2 separate regions of the Homo sapiens genome follow, and region 2 is linked to region 1. Evidence: read pairs that join two places in POLR2A ChIA-PET (ENCODE). Cell type or tissue: K562. All regions are shown on one strand. Links, peaks and the distances in the headings refer to the core of each region. The heading gives the core; the rest is flanking DNA.

Region 1 (5,381 bases), core at 51-5,050:
GAGGATCGCTTGAACCCAGGAGGTCGAAGTTCAGTGAGCCAAGATTGCACCACTGCACTCCAGCCTGGATGGCAAAGTGAGACCTTGTCTCACCAAAAAAAAAAAAGCAAAATACACAGTATGTCAGAGGATGGTATATGCATAGGAGTGGTGGCAAGTTAAATAGGGTGGTCAGGGGAAAATTAGCTCAGTGGTTTTCCATGCTGCACATTTGAATCCATAGGGAACTTTTGAGAAGGATTCATGTCAGGGCATTATCCCTATAGATTCTAATTCACTTGTTCAGTCATGATATTAAAAGAGAGTAGCAGTCAAGCTCTTCAATACTGGCTTGATCATAAAGGAAGATACACAATGGAAAACTAGTTTTAAAAAGGTGAGGCAAGAGATAATTTTCCCAATCCAAAAGGTACCAGGAATTGCTCCCAATACAGCACTTCCTGACCAAGCAAAAGAAGGTGTCTGCAAAATATCAGTCATAGCATTAGACCAGCTCCAATTAGGGCTTATTCTGCCCTGAGGTCTTTACAGTGTTTAACAGTGTGGTGGCCACACTTCCTGTGTAAACTCCTCCCTTTGAATGTTGGCTGGATCTAGTGACCTGCTCCTAACCTACAGAATATAAAAAATGTGATAGGATATTACTTTCATGATATCTCATGTGAGATATGTGTCTGTTGTTTTAAGCTGCCAATTTGGGTGCAATTTGTTATACAACAGATAACTAATACATGCAGGAAGGCCTGATCAGCCAGAGAGCAGTGGATCCTATGGCTGAAAGGGAGTATAGTTGAGAATGTAAAAATACAAGACATCATTGCCATAAATTTGCCAAGTCTGAGTTCAGATGCTAATCATTACATCATAGACCCTTTCCATAAGATTCTCCTATTGAAAGACTTGTGTATAAGCTTGGTGTAAATCTATACATTATCTTTTTTAAAAAAGCCATGACCAATAGATTAAATCTAAAGAGCATTAACAAATGCCTGCTATTTATTAATAAAGGGTATGGTAGGCTAAATAATGACCCCCAAAATAGGTCCACAACCAATCACCAGAACCTGTGAATAAGTTACCTTATGTTACCTTAAGTGGTCAAAGGAATTTTGCAGATGGGATTTCATTGAAGATTTTGAGATGGGGAGATTATCTTGGATTATCTAAGTGGGTCCAATGTAATCAAGAGGGTCCTATAAAAGGAAGGCAGGAGGTTCAGAGTCAGGAAAAGAAAATGTGACTACAGAAGCAAGAAGTGATGCAAGGAAGGGGCCACTAGAAGCTGAAAACGCCAGGAAAATGAATTATCTCATGATGTCTCCAGAAGATACACAGCCCTGCTAATACTTTTATTGTAGACTTCTGATATCCAAAACTGCAAAAAAACATTTAATTCACGTTGTCTTAGCCAGGGATGGTGGTGTGCACCTGCAGTCCTAGCTACTTGGGAGGCTGACAGGGAACGATTACTTGAACCCAGGAGTTTGAGGCTGCAATGAGCTATGATTGTGCCACTACAGTCCAGCCTGAGTGATAGTGTAAGACCCTATTTTAAAAAATAAATAGGCCGGATGCGGTGGCTCACGCCTGTAACCCCAGCACTTTGGGAGGTTGAGGCGGTCAGATCAAGGTCAGGAGGTCGAGACAAGCCTGGCCAACATAGTGAAACCCCGTCCCTACTAAAAGTACAAAAAATTAGCCGGGCTTTGTGGCGGGTGCCTGTAATCCCAGCTACTCAGGAGGCTGAGGCAGGAGAATGTCTTGAACCCGGGAGGTGGAGGTTGCAGTGAGATGAGATTGTGCCATTGCACTCCAGCCTGGGCGACAGAGCAAGACTCTGTCTCAAAAACAAATAAATAAATAACAAAAAATAAATTCATATTGTCTTAAACCACCAAATTTGTGGTAAGCAATAGGAAGCTAATAAAAAGCCACTAAGATAGTACCATGAATAGGGCTAAACAGGCAGAAAGAAGTCTACAGGGCTTTTTTCTGGAACAATTTTTAGAGGCCAGAGGAGTTCATGGAGCTCACTTTTGTTGTCATTGAGAGCCCTGGAGGATATGTTTTGAACTGTAGAGAGAGTCAACAGAAGGAATTTAGAGTCCCACCAACAGTTGGGATTTCTGTATTTGGAGTCCAGAGTGTTAACCGTTATACCATGGTATCTTTGTATAACAAAGGTTCTAGGGAAGACTTGTATACTATTGCATCTGGTCAGTTAACCTTTAAAATGGGCATAGATTCAATGTAAGGAACACTAATAGCTTCTCATAGGGAGAAAAATGCAGGTTCTCAGATGACTCAATTTGTGGTTTGCACATATTCATGCCCGAGTCCAGAGATAGCATAGAGAGCATTCGGAGTGAGCTCTGAAGAAGAAAAAAGTCATAGGTGGGGCCTCTGACACATGAACCTTTACTCATCCCAGCAGATGATTAACTTACAGTGGTCTAACTGACTTCAGGCTCCAGCAAAGCAAAGCAAAGCTTTCAAAAGAAGAGCTTCTAGGATACATGAGGGTGATGGGCAGTGGACAACTTTCAGTAGCCAGAGAAAAGAGCAAGAAGCGGGATGTTGCTCCAGAAAAGAAGTGCAAATATGTGAGACTATCTATACATGCCCAAGTGTGCTTCTCCATTTGGGTAAACTCAAGAGCAAGGTCACCAAAACTGAGACAGGTCCACTGAAATTTGAAGCCTAGGTGCTAGCCATTAAGTCACCAGGACATGGAAATTGAATCCCTACTGAAAGACTGATGTGTACTTTTAACATACCAGCTAATCTTTCAAATAATGTGGACAATGCATTAGCTTAAGGAGTTTGGATGGCGCCCCAACTGAGTACAAACGGCAGAGGCTCTAAGATGTGTACAACTGCAGTGCTGTGCAGTCCAAACATTTTAAGGACAGTGTTAGTGCTTAGAAGCAGATGGGACGCTTTAAATAGGCTCTAGAAAAGGAAGAAACTGAGATTGGGGGCTGTAAAACAAACTCTTAATCACTGGGGCCAAGATTCTAACTTACCAGAATCTGAGAAACTCTGGGCAAAAAGGCAAAAAGAGACATCAAGTAAAATAGGAGTAGGGCTAAAATTTCAGAGGTCAGTAGATAGAGACAGTTTTCTCTAGGACAGAGTGCCATGATGATTGGCAGCGCTTGCAGCCAAGTGGGTACACCTCGAAGGTGGGCTAATGATTTAAGAGAACCACAGAGGAACATTGACCAAGATGTTGCTAAAATCCCAAAGAGATTTGGACTCAAATTCCTGGATTCAGCATCCCGAGTGCTAACCGATATACTATGGGACCCTTACATGGGGCACTTGCTACTATAATTCTTATGTAAATCCTTGCATTTTGAGGGGCTTCCAAAGAAGAAAACATTCGCGGGAGGGACCTCTGACACATAAACCATTAAGCACCCTGAGCACTCAAATAACACCCTGGCTGCCTTTGGGAACTCAGGGAAGTGTGGATGCTAAGAGAAAAGACCAAGAATGTACAAGGACATGATACTACTCAGAAGCTAGAAATGACAGTCAGGAGTTACATGACACTTGCTAATCCGAAGAAGAAACCGTGAATGAGAAAGTAAATCCACAGATCGCTGTGTGTTGATGATTTAAGAGACGAACGAAGGATGGGTCACAAAAAGCAGGACAGGTCCCACCGAGATTTGAACTCGGATCGCTGGATTCAAAGTCCAGAGTGCTAACCATTACACCATGGGGCCGCCTTCCGCCACCAATTTCATGAATTTATAAAAATACTGATTACAGAGCATGTCTATTCGATGCAGTATTCTATTAATATTTATTAAATTAATACTATCTGCATCCCATGTAGCAGAAGCTCCAAGAGACTCACATGCACTACAAACCTATCTGGACCAAGTCCGTCTTAGAAACTGAAAAAACTTGAACCCGTTTGAGTATTGTTCAAAAAAGGAAAGAACTGAGGTCTGGTAGGTGAAAGACGTATCCTTAAACTTGCGTATGATAATTTAAATCCGAGGAACTCGCATCCAACAAGAGAGGAGGGGCAAGAGAGAACAGATGTGAAATTCCAGGTGAAAGATTAGAGGATGCTGTTCTGCAGGAAAGCATCGTGCTGCCGACTGGGATGGGATGTTAAGGTGCTTAAGTGATCAGGTGTACGCTCCTCTGGGTACAATGGTAATTTGAGAGAAAGAAAGAGCACTAAAAGTTTGGTAGGTCCCACCGAGATTTGAACTCGGATCGCTGGATTCAAAGTCCAGAGTGCTAACCATTACACCATGGGGCCAACAACACAGTAATCTCCTGACATATTTTTGATAACATGAATGTAGTACGTGGAATTGGTCTATTGAGAGTGCTGTTTACTTTGGCCTCTCAAAATAGGTGCATAGTCCCAGATTCCGAGAAAGTAACAAAACTGCTCCAGCAGGCAGAAAGCAAGAACAGAACTCACCTTTCCAAAAACTTGTTCTGATCTGCCCACGGAGATTATGAATAGGAGCGTTCCTTGATTAATCAGAACTTCGCATTTGCTGAAATTTTAGGTCACGATACTTTTTTCTACGTAAGGGTTTATAAAAGAAAATATCAACACTTAGACATCTCTTAAAACATCTTAGCAACAGTTTTGGAGATTCTCTATCTGGTGTTTCCTCTGCAATTCCGGCCTCTGAAAGTAGGATGACACGAGGGGAACCAGAAAGGATCTGTTTGAGATATTTATTCCATAAGTTAAAGGCAAGCACGGTTTTGGAAGTCAGACGTGAGCTGGATTTCAGATAGGGAGACAGCATTTCAAGAAGACTGAAAGGCAAAACAACTTGAGCGTTTTTCCATCATTTTTATAGCAGTGTCAGAAATTACTTGTGTTTTCAAGTGCTTTCCAATGTAACACTTCAAAAAATCTCTAAGTCTTGTTACACAAAAGAACTAAAATTATCTGGTTCCACTTTTATGGAGAAAGATAATAACAGGAAAATAAAAAGTACTACTCCATGTTATTCTGTGTGATTGCACAGGTAGTGCACCGGATTTCCTCTACCCGAGAGTAAAAAAAGCACGCCGTAGTCGGCAGGATTCGAACCTGCGCGGGGAGACCCCAATGGATTTCAAGTCCATCGCCTTAACCACTCGGCCACGACTACGTACCTCCTTCAACAACCTGGATATATTCCCATGAGGAATATATGTTTCTTTTCACAGACATCTTTAAATTTGTTTATTTTGACAAGGTAACAACTCTGGAATGTCTCTCATCCTGGTTAAAAAACAAAATCAAAATTTTAAAGATTTAGATATTGGCTAAAAGAGATATTGCAAATTGCAAGACTTGTCTGATGTAGGAAGTACGAAAGACTTTACGAGGGGGCCACACGCCAACC
Region 2 (5,381 bases), core at 224-5,223, 120 kb before region 1:
TATTTTTAGTAGAGACAGGGTTTCTCCATGTTGGTCAGGGTGTTCTCGAACTCCCAACCTCAGGTGATCCCCCTGCCTTGCCCTCCCAAAGTGCCAGGATTACAGGTGAGAGCCACAGTGCCCAGCAGAACCACTCTTGAAGGGAAGTCAGCCCATTGAAATATACAGGTTACCACTGCTGAAGACATATAGACTATCTAGTCTACCCATTGATAACTTTTTTTTTTTTTGAGATAGAGTCTCACTCTGTGACCCCAAAGTTGCTAGGACTACAAGCATGTGCCAGCATGCCCGGCTAATTTTTGTATTTTTATTAGAGACGAGGTTTCTCCGTGTTGGCCAGGCGGGTCTCAAACTCCTGACCTCAAGTGATCCACACACCTTGGCCTCCCAAAGAGCTGGGATTACAGGCGTGAGCCACGTGCCTTGCCTGATCTCTAACTTGTAATCAGCCCCACTCTGTTCTGTCTATAATGGAACCCAACAGAGGTGATACCAAGTCGACAGGCTCATTTGGCATCAGCTTTTCTGTAAAGAGCTTTCAGGTCAATGGAAGGACATTCCACAATACTAAATAAGTTTAGTAACAAAACTGAATTTTGTGTGATAAAGTTATGCTGCTTACAAAGAGACTCAACAATAAATAAGCTTAAAGACAGATATTTTTGTTTCATGGAACAAATCCATTGTGATTAGTCCAGCTTTGTGAAGCAGCTCTGCTCCTTGTGATCAATCAGGAAATTTCGTTCCTTCCAAGTCAATGTTCTGTCATCTCCTAGGGCCTGATGTTCTCTAATTGCTCAAAATGAAATCAATACCATTATACTTGGGGAAGAAGGTAACATGGAAGTTTCAAAGCCCAGACCTGGTAGTAACTTTTCTATGTGTCTCACCTGTGTTGGAAATAATGTAGCCACATGCTTACATCTGCTCCCAGAAAGACCAGGAAATGTTGTCTCTTGCTAGATAGCCACCTGTCCAGCTTTCTTTTTATTATGATAAAGTGAAAAAACTTTATTGGAAAAATAAGGGTTTACTCAATATTCTCCACAAATTAAAATCCATTTTGAGGACAGCGAATAATACAGTGGCATACTGATAGTCCTGCGATTGTAAGGACTGGAGTAACCCACTAGGGAATGGCTTACTTATTTTTGTCTCATTTCCTGAGGTGTAAAGGGAAAGAAGGTGGGAATTTAATCATGACAACCTCGGTTTTAAACACCCATTCATGCAACCACAGTAACCTGATCTATGATTTAAGGTAAAATGACTTCTGTTAATAATAAAGTCTAAGACTATTTAAGATAAAAGGACAACAAAAAAAGAACTCGTTCAACATACCTTTAAATTGGCCACGGGTACATAAATAAAAAGTCCTTTTAAATTCAACAATAGAAAATCAGTAGATCTGGATGGAAGGCAGCTCAGAGGAACAGAACCAAACAAGTTGGCCTCTCCCCATTCCACTAAAAAATGTTGAATCTTATGTACTTTCATGGTTGTTTCTCCCACGGTAATTACTACTTTCTTCTTTAAAGAATGTATTTGCCAGTCAAGTGCCTCCAACACACCTCCCATCCCCCCACACCAATAACCATCTGAATGCCATTTTGTCTTCCTTTCATATAACAATGCCTTGGTAGGAACTAGTAACTACCTCCATTTTTTTCACTATTCTTCACGGCAGCATCAGCCTTTACCACTTGCCTTCTGAGATACAGGTTTTGCTACCTTGTTTCTCCAGCAGCTACAGTCTTTGCTACCTTGTTTCTCTGATAGCCATGAAGAATGTTAGCAGCAGTTTGCCATGTTTCCTTACAGAAATACAGAAAACACAGGCCAAGCGTGGTGGCTCACGCCTGTAATCCCAGCACTTTCGGAGGCGGAGGAGGGAAATCTCTTTTGAGCTTGAGTTCAAGACCAGCCTGGGAAACATGGCGAAAACCCATCGCTGCAAAAAATACAAAGATTAGCCGGGTGTTGGTGGCGCAAGCCGGTTGCCCCAGCTACGCAAGAGGCTGAGGCACAAGAATCGTTTGAACCCGGGAGGCGGAGACTGCAGATTGCCGAGATCGCGCCATTGATTACTCCAGCATGGGCGACACAGCAAGAGTGAAAATAAACTTTAATACACTATCCTCACCGGCCAGTAAGATATGAAGCCAAGGCGTAATAAGACCATTTAACTTGAAAACCGGAGCTACTAAACACGTGAAACTACACTTTTAGCAGTGACTACTACTCTTTCTCCTGAGTGGATAGGTGGCCCTGAAAAGGGCCGTTGGTTTTGCGGTAGTGTACTGTAGAGGTAAGCTCAGCCGCCGAAGCCATAAAGAGTGCGTCCCTGGCGCTTGAGCGCGTACACCACGTCCATGGCTGTGACTGTCTTGCGTTTGGCGTGTTCCGTGTAGGTGACAGCATCGCGGATTACATTTTCCAGGAAAACTTTCAGCACTCCGCGAGTTTCCTCATAAATGAGGCCAGAAATACGCTTGACGCCGCCGCGGCGAGCCAGGCGGCGGATAGCGGGCTTGGTGATTCCTTGGATATTGTCACGCAATACCTTACGGTGACGCTTGGCGCCACCCTTACCTAGACCCTTTCCGCCCTTACCGCGGCCAGACATCTTGAAACCACAGCTGTTAAATCTGTAACGCAATACGTCTGGCAGAGCCACGCAGCACTTTTATAATAGCATGACGGACCTGTTTGAAAACCTCATGAGAAGGGGCGGGAACCACAGTCAGTTCCCGCCCTTCTGTGCAATTCTCCCTTGCTCAGACTGGAGGAGACCAAGAGGGGCCTGAGGCAACAAAAGAGCCTCAGCTGGGATTTAATAAATACTGCTAGGTATATATATATATATACACACACACTATACTTGCAGCCATTAACTGAGCCATCAGTTCATAAACTTTCGACAAAGAAGCCTGACAATTGTCCCCCACTTTTCCCAGAATATCAAATAATTAGTACTGTTTCCCTCACAGGGTGCTTTTTTTTTTTTTTTTTTTTTTTTTTTTTGAGACGGGTTCTTGCTCTGTTGCCCAGGCTGGAATGCAGTGGCACGATCTAGGCTCACTGCATCCTCTGCCTCCCGGATTCAAGCAATTCTCCTGCCTCAGCCTCCCGAGTAGCTGGGGTTACAGGCGCCCGCCACCATGCCCAGCTAATTTTGGTATTTTTTTAGTAGAGACGGGGTTTCACCATAGGCCAGGATGGTCTCGAACTCCTGACCTTGTGATCCACCTGCCTCGGCCTCCCAAAGTGCTAGGATTACAGGCGTGAGCCACCGCGCCGGGCCATAAGGTGCTTTCAAAGTATTTTAAGTAACTCATATCTTTATTGTCTCTGAGATTATTTTTATTGATTTATGCATTCCTAGTTAACCAAGCAGGGCTCTTTGGCATGCAGGCTAGATAGTGCTACTGAGGGAACTAAAAGTATATGAAAGTTACACATTTAGAGGTCAAATTAGGATAAGATCACCGAGGGCCGATTGAAAACATGACTATGTACACCCGTAAAAGAAAACCTTGTTGGGCTGAAATTTATGAAAATTTATGCTTTGATTGTGCCTTTAATCATGGACAGATTGTAGCTAGCACTGCATCATTCACCATATTCTATTACTCCAGCAAATTGGCATCATAGTATCCCTCCAAACTATCATAGAGACAGCCTGCTTGACATACATGCTGTGGGGGTGACCCTGGGCAAGCTATACTAAGTTTCCTTGTTGTAAATGTATTTTTAAAAATCTAACTTGTAAGTATTTGTTAAGTTGAAACAGATAATCCTATCAAAATGCTTAGAATAGTGTCTAGATTCCAAATAAGCAATGACTAAACATTAATTATGGTATAGTACAATATTGTGGGTGTTTTCAATTCCTATCCTTAAGGTTCACCCTTCTAAAGGGATGAGAGACAGTATTCTAATTTGCTAAAATCTGATTTCGAGAACTCCTCAAAATAATAAATAATTAAAAACTTAACTCATCATTAATCCCCATAAAAAGTTCCAGGTCCTTTGGGTGGAATATTTGGCTTTTCCTTCATGACTTGTGAGAAGAACCAAGTTTATCACAGCTGTTTGCTGTTTATTGAGTTTATGGTACATGGAAAAGATTGCAGAGTAAGGTTCTTAGCCTGGGATACATAGAAAGTCTTCAGGGGATCTGGGAATGAGTATAGAAAAAAAAAAAGTCAAATCTTTTTTTTTTCTTTTTACTATTCTCCAACAGAAACAGCATTTTTTCTGTGTATGAACTCAGGCAACAAACAGTGTAATTGGCAGGACAAGTGCTTCTATTTATATCACATTCTCATTGCCAATATCTCGAAATTTCATTTAAAAATCTCAATCCTAAAGCCGGGTGCAGTGGCTCACGCCTGTAATCCCAGCACTTTGGGAGGCAAAGGCGGGAGGATCACGAGGTCAGGAGATGGAGACAATCCTGGCTAACACAGTGAAACCCCATCTCTACTAAAAATACAAAAAAATTAGCCGGACATGGTGGCGGGCACCTGTAGTCCCAGCTACTCAGGAGGTTGAGACAGGAGAATGGCGTGAACCTGGGAGGTGGAACTTGCAGTGAGCAGAGATCGTGCCACTGCACTCCAGCCTGGGCAAAACAGCAAGACTCCATCTCAAAAAAAAAACAAAAAAACAAAAAAAAACCTCAATCCTTCAAAACTATAATAAGTCTTAGTCATATGGGTAGATTATTATTTAATGTATTAATTTAAAAAGGACATATGCCAGGCCATGGCTTATGCCTGTAACTCCCAGCTCTTTGAAAGGCCCAGATGGGAGGATCACTTGAGGCCAGGAGTTCCAGACCAGTCTAGCCAACATGGCAAAACCATGTCTCTACTAAAAATGCAAAAATTTATCAGGCATGGTGGCGCACAGCTACTTGGGTAGCTAATCGCTTGAACCTGAGAAGCAGAGGATGCACTGAGCCAAGATCGTACCATTGCACTCCAGCCTGGGCAACAGTGAGACTCTGTCTCAAAATCAGTAAGTAAATAAAATAAAAAATTTAAAAGCACATATGTTAATATTTCACCAATTTAGATTTTTTATAATTTGATAATGGCATACTAATATAATTGTTTCACTTTGCATTCCTATATATTATCTAATGCATTTAAAACCACTATTCTGCGCGGGGCATGGTGGCTCATGCCTGTCATCCCAGCACTTTGGGAGGCCGAGGTGGGTGGATCACCTGAGGTCAAGAGGTCGAGACCAGCCTGGCAACGTGGTGAAACCGCGTCTCTACTAAAAATACAAAAATTAGCTGGGAATGGTGGTGCATACCTGTAATCCCAGCTACTTGGGAGACTGAGGCAAGAGAATTGCTTGAACCT

Evidence for each region. Peaks named below come from ENCODE experiments on the same cell type or tissue, not always from the same donor. Only the 100,000 strongest peaks of a DNase experiment are listed, where the experiment ranks them.
Region 2: POLR2A ChIA-PET joins it to region 1 with 10 read pairs; 19 of 35 experiments call an interaction of 5 or more read pairs at or near these places.

The regions. Positions count from the first base shown.
Region 1 is chr6:26,307,534-26,312,914 of GRCh38, forward strand. TRQ-TTG3-1 (tRNA-Gln (anticodon TTG) 3-1) reads right to left here and starts at 3,734; the gene lies at 3,663-3,734. TRQ-TTG3-2 (tRNA-Gln (anticodon TTG) 3-2) reads right to left here and starts at 4,285; the gene lies at 4,214-4,285. It overlaps TRS-TGA3-1 (tRNA-Ser (anticodon TGA) 3-1), which reads right to left and starts at 5,144; the gene lies at 5,063-5,144. RefSeq lists cis regulatory regions at 2,323-2,437, 3,526-3,745 and silencers at 3,732-3,781, 4,212-4,261, 4,963-5,202. In K562, for the core only: a CTCF peak has its summit at 2,027; DNase peaks (open chromatin) are centred at 2,378, 3,648 and 4,258; H3K4me3 peaks cover 1,479 bases.
Region 2 is chr6:26,186,448-26,191,828 of GRCh38, forward strand. H4C4 (H4 clustered histone 4) reads right to left here and starts at 2,665. Exons shown (of 1, transcript NM_003539.4): 1 at 2,263-2,665. The coding sequence starts at 2,629. The coding sequence ends at 2,318. RefSeq lists enhancers at 1,266-1,891, 2,674-2,853. In K562, for the core only: a CTCF peak has its summit at 2,595; DNase peaks (open chromatin) are centred at 2,062 and 2,684; H3K4me3 peaks cover 2,677 bases.